Regions from separate parts of the Homo sapiens genome. Here region 2 is linked to region 1. Evidence: chromatin contacts called from ENCODE Hi-C or POLR2A ChIA-PET data. All regions are on one chromosome and are shown on one strand. Each heading gives the region's core, a stretch centred on a gene start or an enhancer-like site at or near the end of the contact. The rest is flanking DNA. Distances are from core to core; before and after follow the strand shown. Region 1 holds the start of NPAS3 (neuronal PAS domain protein 3). Region 2 overlaps EGLN3-AS1 (EGLN3 antisense RNA 1).

Region 1 (2,987 bases), core at 275-2,774:
GGGGGGTTTTTCAAGCAAAGAGTGGCCTCTTGGGAGACTACAAGCTTCTCTCATTTGTCATCTTCGGGCAGAAACCCCCTAGACTGGGTGTCCTGGAGCCAAAACTTTGAACTGGCAACTTTTTCCCTTCTCTGCCAGCCCATGTATATCTTGTCCATAACACTCTCCACTCCAGTTCATTTCTCATTCTCTCCTACCTGTAGAGTGTACTCCAAAGAGAACTTAAACACCATCATGCAGATTAAACACCTCTACCACGAAAAACATTTATGTGTTCCTTTGGAAGTTTCCAACTCCCAGCCCTACTTTACTGGAGTCGTAGAGACCGAATGGAGGACCCCTTTTCAGGTCTTTATTTTTTTCTTAAGCTTAAAGTCAAATGCAGAACCTCACACAGGACTGATGTTTTCCATCAGGCGCTTTCATTCATTCAAAGTGGAAATGCTTTGGGAGTCCTTTCTACTTGCCTGGTTGACACATGACTGACCCAAGTCTCTGCGTAAAAAGCTGTCCACACGCTTCTGATTGGTTTAGTGGAGAAAACGCTCTGACCAGGGTCTACCCAGGTAACAGGATTCTAGCCCGGGCCCTGCACTGAGTAGCCAGCCTTTCTCTAGGCCTTGCTGAACTGTCAAACCGGGGTGCGGCTGGGCTAGATCCCAGAGGGTGGCAGTCCGGTCCCAAGTCCCGGGACCCGAGTCGGGAGGGGCTTCTGTATGTGAGTTTAAACGCGCGGGGATTCACCTGTGAACCCTGGGGTCTGCACTCCTGTACGTCCGTGACTGATGCAGATGCTCCGGCTTTGGGAACGCTGCTGAGAGCGCCAGAGCCACAAGGTGCTTGTGCTGCTGCTGCACCGCCCACGGGGCTCTTGGGCCCATCTGCTTGGGCCAGCGCACCCCCCATCCGTATTGATTTCCGCTGCCCCCAAGGAGCTCCCGGGACTGTGTCCTGCCCCAGCTCGCTCCTGTGGCCTCCCAGTTCCTTTTTCTGTTTCTTTCTTTCCTCCTGGCTGCAATACTCCAGAGAAGGGAAGTGTTTGAAACTGCAACTGAGTGGCGTTGTTGCGCCGGCAGCCGAGCCTCCCAGTCCCCCAACGAGAAAGAGAGAGAGAGAGAGAGAGAGAGAAATTGAGAGAGAGAGAGAGAGAGAGAGAGAGAGAGAGAGAGAAGGGGGGGGAGGTGTGTGTCTGCGTACGAGAGAGCGCTCTGGAGCAAAGCAGCTGGAAAATGCCCAGAAATACTTTCACAGCGGTCAAGCTGGAACCCCCCGCGTGTCCTCCCCCTTCCCGCTCCTCCCGGCCTAGACCCCGCGCCCCCCGCAGGGAGGGTGTGCGCCCCACCTGCCACCGGGCTGCTCCGGGTGGTAGAAAGGGGTGACGGGGGACGGGGGCGGGGGCGGGTGGCGGCGCGGGGGTGAGAACCCGGAGGCGGCGGGGCCCTGGGCCGGGCTGCCCGCGGGACCGCGCGGCCGCCTCCCCCCGCCGCCGCCGCCGCCTCCCCCTCCTCCTCCTCCGCCGCCGCCGCCGGTCGCCTGTCTCCGCGCCGGGCATGCCTCGGGAGCCGGGGCGGCCCGGGCCGCGGGCGCTCTGCGGCGCATGGACGGCGGCGGCGCCGGGCGAGCAGCGGGAGGAGAAGGCGCAGGCGGCGGCGGAAGCGGCGACCCACGGCTGGGAGCACCGGCGGCGCGAGGGGACGGCCGGCCGCCCGCGAGGCTCCGGCCCCACTACTTTTCCGTAGCCTCCCCACCTCAGCAGCACGGCCGCCGCCGCCGCCGCCGCCGCCGCCACGGCCACGGCCACGGCCCCGGCCCCGGCCACCGCCCGCCGGGCAGCCCAGAGCGCCGCGCACGGCCGCACTCTCCCGCCACCCCACGCACACGCACACCCCCGCCCGCCCACGCCCCCCACCCGGGAGGGGGGAGAGAGGCAAAAAGTAAGAGAGGAAAAAAAATAGCAGGAAGATGGCGCCCACCAAGCCCAGCTTTCAGCAGGATCCTTCCAGGCGAGAACGGTAACACTTTTCTGTTTATTGAACCTGCCGCCGGGCCGCTGCTCCCGCCGCCGCCGCCTCCGCCGCCGAGGGCCCCTCTCCGCAGCCCGCCCGCCTCCTGGGCCGCGAGCCCGCGGGGACCTCGTCTGGGCGCAGCGCTCGCCCGGGGCCCCGCGCATTGTCCCCGCGGCGGCTGCGGCAGCGAGAGGCTCTGGCGGCGGCCGGGCTCTCTGAGCAGTCGCACCTCCTCGGCTCGGCGAATAGAGTGACTCACTGACAAAAAAAAAAAAAAAAAGAAGAAAGAAACAGAAAAGAGAAAAAGAAAAAGAAACAAACAGATGCGAAGGCGCTGCCGTGTGACGGGAGCAGCAGCGAGGGTGGGGGGCCGGGGATCCCCGGGGCCGCCGCAGGTCCCCTAGCAGCTGCTCTCGAGGAAGGGAATGAGGCTGGGGAGGGGGAGGGAAGGCGGCGAGCAGGGGGAGGAGGCGAGGAGCAGGAGGAGGAGGCCGGGGGCGGGGAGCGCGGAGCTCGCGCCAGGCCCGGAATGTGTCGCGGAGGGGCCGGCTCCGTCTCCGCGCGAGCAGCTAGGCCGGGCCGAGCCCAGAGGAGCGCGGCCGCCGCCTCCCTGCCTCCCGGGCTGCGCCCTCCGCTCGGCAACTTGTGGGTCTCCCGCTCTGCCCTCCGCTCTCATCTTCCCCTCCTCTCCATACCCCTCCCAAAGGAAAAAGAAAAATAAAGAAGAAAACCCTCAAATCCAAATAAGCAAACAAACAGCGAGATCCAAAATGTGTCAGCAGTTGGAGCATCTATGCCCCGTTAGTTACTGTTTGGGGATCTGTGTTTTAAAAAGTTCCTGGTGAGAATTGCATATCCAAGCAAGGGGCTCAGTCGAGCATGTCTATTTGAAGTTAGTTAAACTAGTACAGCCACAGGGAAAGGGAGTTTGTGTTCAAAATACCCGTAACTGTTCTACGTGAGTAGCATTGATAGATTTTC
Region 2 (2,987 bases), core at 364-2,863, 1.1 Mb after region 1:
AGCATGATGATATGCACCTGTAGTCCCAGCTACTCTGGAGGCTGAGGTGAGAGGATGACTTGAGCCCAGGAGGTCAAGGCTACAGTGAGCTGTAATCACACCACTGCATTCCAGCCTGGGCAACAAAGCAAGACCCTGTCTCAAAAATAAAATAAAATAAAACAAAATGAAATACTTCGAAAGAAATATACCTCAAATGCTAACATTTTATTGGTGTATGAATGTTGTATTACGGGATTTTTTTTTTCTTCTTTATATTTTAGTGTATTCACTTTTATGAGAGTTTGTATTAATTTTATAATCTAGAAAGAATTTGGCAAACATCCCCTCTGAAAAAAAAAATCAGAACAAAAACTACCCCCAAATAGGGAAAACTCTACAAATGGCTTAACTGTGTATACAGTCAAGATCCTATAACCTAGGTCTCTGTATCTAAAGGCAGAATTTACGTGTGAATTAATCTCATTTTTGTTTCTGCTGACTCCATAGAAACTGTGCTCTCCATGGCTTCCTCAAGATGAGCAAACAAGAGTGATACAGATTTTTCTGAGATGGACAGTGCCTCTCACTGACCCCGCCCCCAGTATCCTACGACCAAGGAAAAGAATCTCATGTGTCATTTCTGTGGGCCACGGTAGTTAAGGAAACTCCATGTATTTTCATCTGGAGCCTCACAGCAACCCTGACAAGTGGCTAAGTGGGGACAATGTGAAGCTCGGCTGCCCTTCCCCAAGGCCCTGGTCTTGACAGTCCTCAGGGGCTGGAGGCCCCCCTCATCCATGTCCCCACAAGATTTCTGTCCATGGCACCCAAGGACCCACTCAAATGGTCTTGAATGGACCTGAGGAAGACTGGCGAGTTATTGGTTTTATAAGCACAGTTGTGTCCGTTTACATCTACCAGAAGGTACAGGGATATGGCGAGAGTGAGAAGACGTGACACCTGTTAATACAAACTCTCCCCTTTAACTTGTCTTTCCAGAGAACACAGAATGGGAGACACCGCTAAAACAGGCCACGTTAGCACTAGAACTGATAAACTGAGAGCTAGGTTCTAGATAGAAAAGTTACGATGAAACATCCTCATCATTGTCAACAGATGAATATCTAAACCTCAGCTTTGATGTCCTCTGCCAAATGGATTGGATGATGCCTGCCCTTGCCACTCCACGGGGTCTTTGGGGATGAACTGAGCTACAATGGCGAGGGAGCGGGTGGGATACTAACTGGCCCTTCCCCTAGATAGGAGGCCATCAAGTGCAGAGCCAGAGACCGGCCCTGGGCCTCCGCAGGCTCCCCCGGAGCCAAAGAGAGGCCAAACCGAAGCGCCCTGCCCAAGGCCGCCCTAACGCGACTCTGGCCGCTCCTGCCTAGCAGATACCGGCTGGTGCCCTCGCTTCGGATGCAAGATCCCAGCTCTGCTGCAGCTTTCGAGCCGGAGGGACAATCGAAATGATCAAAAATGCCCGGCGGGCAGCCTTGGCGAGCGCGCGGCGGGGCGCGGGGTGAAGTCTCGCCAGGGCGCGCCGCGGCGGACACCGAGCCACACGCACTGTGCCTGCGCCCGCGGCCGCCCCGAAGGTAGTCGGTAACTGCGGCGGGCGGCGGCCGGGGCTGGACAGCCAGCCCCGCCCGGCAGGCTCGCAGCTCACGTAGCGCTAGCGTGAGTCAGCGCGTTCCAGCGCAGCCCCGGGCCGAGGGAGGGCTCCCGCGCGCAGCGCCAGCAGCCCGCACGTACCGGCCCCGGGAGGGGGCGCCTAGGTGGTTCCACTCGCGGGTGCCCTGTGCCCTGCAGTGTCCCCACGCCCCAGGTTGTCCCCCTCGAAAGCCACGTGGGCGTGGGGCTCGCCTTCCCTGGGCGGAGTCCCCATCGGTGCCTGCCCGCCCGGAAGTAGGGGCGCGAGGGTGACGGGCAAGACCGAGCCCGGCCCGTGATTCTTCCTCAGCCGGAGCTCGACCTTCTCCTTGTCCCTTGCGTTTCCTTTCTTTGAACCACACACTCGCTCGCTCACGTTTGTCCCGACTAAGTTGCCCCCGGCCCCCGCAGCTGTCATGAAGATAGATGGAGAGGTAGCTGCGAGAGCCCAGCCTCGGCGGGTGGTGCCCAGGGCGGACTGGGGAGACTAAAGACAGTAAAGGGCGGGTGGGACTCGAGTCCTCTATCCACCTAATCTCACATGCAGTGGGACTTATCATTCCAGTCGGTCTGCATTTCCTCAAATCTGCACCTGTTTAGTTACGACAACCAGCTTTATAAAAGGAAGCGGCCTACGTGCCTGACAGCTGAATGACGGAATTAGAAGTCATTCTCTACTAAATGTGTGAACATAGCAGGACCTCCGCTTAAGTTCTAGACCTACAGGGTTGCAAGTCTGGGCCTCCTGGGGGCAGGAAAAAATTCCAAGTCCTCCTTTGCCCCTCGGTAAAATGTTCTTTCACAAATTAGAGCCAACGGCACATCTGTGATGTGCCTATGTCACTTTTTCAAAGCCTTGCTCAGGGGTTGGAATGTCGTGGAGAGGGAGACGAGGTGGGTGCTTATGAAGGGAAAGAGATACATGGGGAAGGGGGAGAGGAAACGTTGATTAGGAAAGGAGCTTGCAGTCATGAGTAAAGTGACTGACAGAACGTTATTGAGCCTGTCATGGAGATCAGGCACTATTTGGGCACCAGTGACGCAAAATAAGTGGCTCCCCGTGGTCCCTGCTCTCAGGGTTACAGATGAGTGGGAGATATTAACTAAGTAGACAGTGAAACATGAGGAAGACTTAGTATGACGGTTCAGCACCCAGACTTGGGAACCAGGCTGTGCAGGTTCTGATGCTGGCTCTGCAATTTACAGACCGTGTGATCTTAGCCAAGTGAGTACCCCCATCTGTCCTCACCTTCTTGTTTTGGAAAATAAAAATGGTGAAAACGACTTACTTTTTAGGACATTTCAGAGGTCTAAATACATTAATACAAGCAGAGCACTGGAATTCAGTAGGC

What was found. Hi-C counts contacts between places; a loop is a spot of excess contacts on that map. ChIA-PET counts read pairs that join two places held with the same protein, here RNA polymerase II (POLR2A). Pooled maps may share reads with other maps.
Region 2: a loop to region 1 is called in a map of endothelial cell of umbilical vein, with 3 times the contacts of the local background. The contact joins the enhancer-like site here to the promoter of NPAS3 in region 1. A Hi-C loop is called at or near these places in 1 of 168 maps with a recorded cell type or tissue (endothelial cell of umbilical vein) and 6 of 50 pooled maps. POLR2A ChIA-PET finds 5 or more read pairs at or near these places in 1 of 52 experiments (AG04449).

Annotation. Positions count from the first base shown.
Region 1 is chr14:32,937,355-32,940,341 of GRCh38, forward strand. It overlaps NPAS3 (neuronal PAS domain protein 3), which reads left to right and starts at 1,525. Exons shown (of 12, transcript NM_001164749.2): 1 at 1,525-2,012. The coding sequence starts at 1,963.
Region 2 is chr14:34,058,643-34,061,629 of GRCh38, forward strand. EGLN3-AS1 (EGLN3 antisense RNA 1) reads left to right here. Exons shown (of 3, transcript NR_184209.1): 3 at 490-2,987. All of the region lies in intron 5 of LOC102724945 (a long non-coding RNA gene), which reads right to left. Among named protein-coding and RNA genes, the nearest start is that of EGLN3-AS1, 20 kb to the left of the region's middle. RefSeq lists an enhancer at 1,175-1,676 and a silencer at 1,575-1,934. Within about 2 kb of position 1,614, at least 30 of the 41 ENCODE cell types and tissues checked have a DNase peak (open chromatin) inside an H3K27ac peak, as active enhancers do.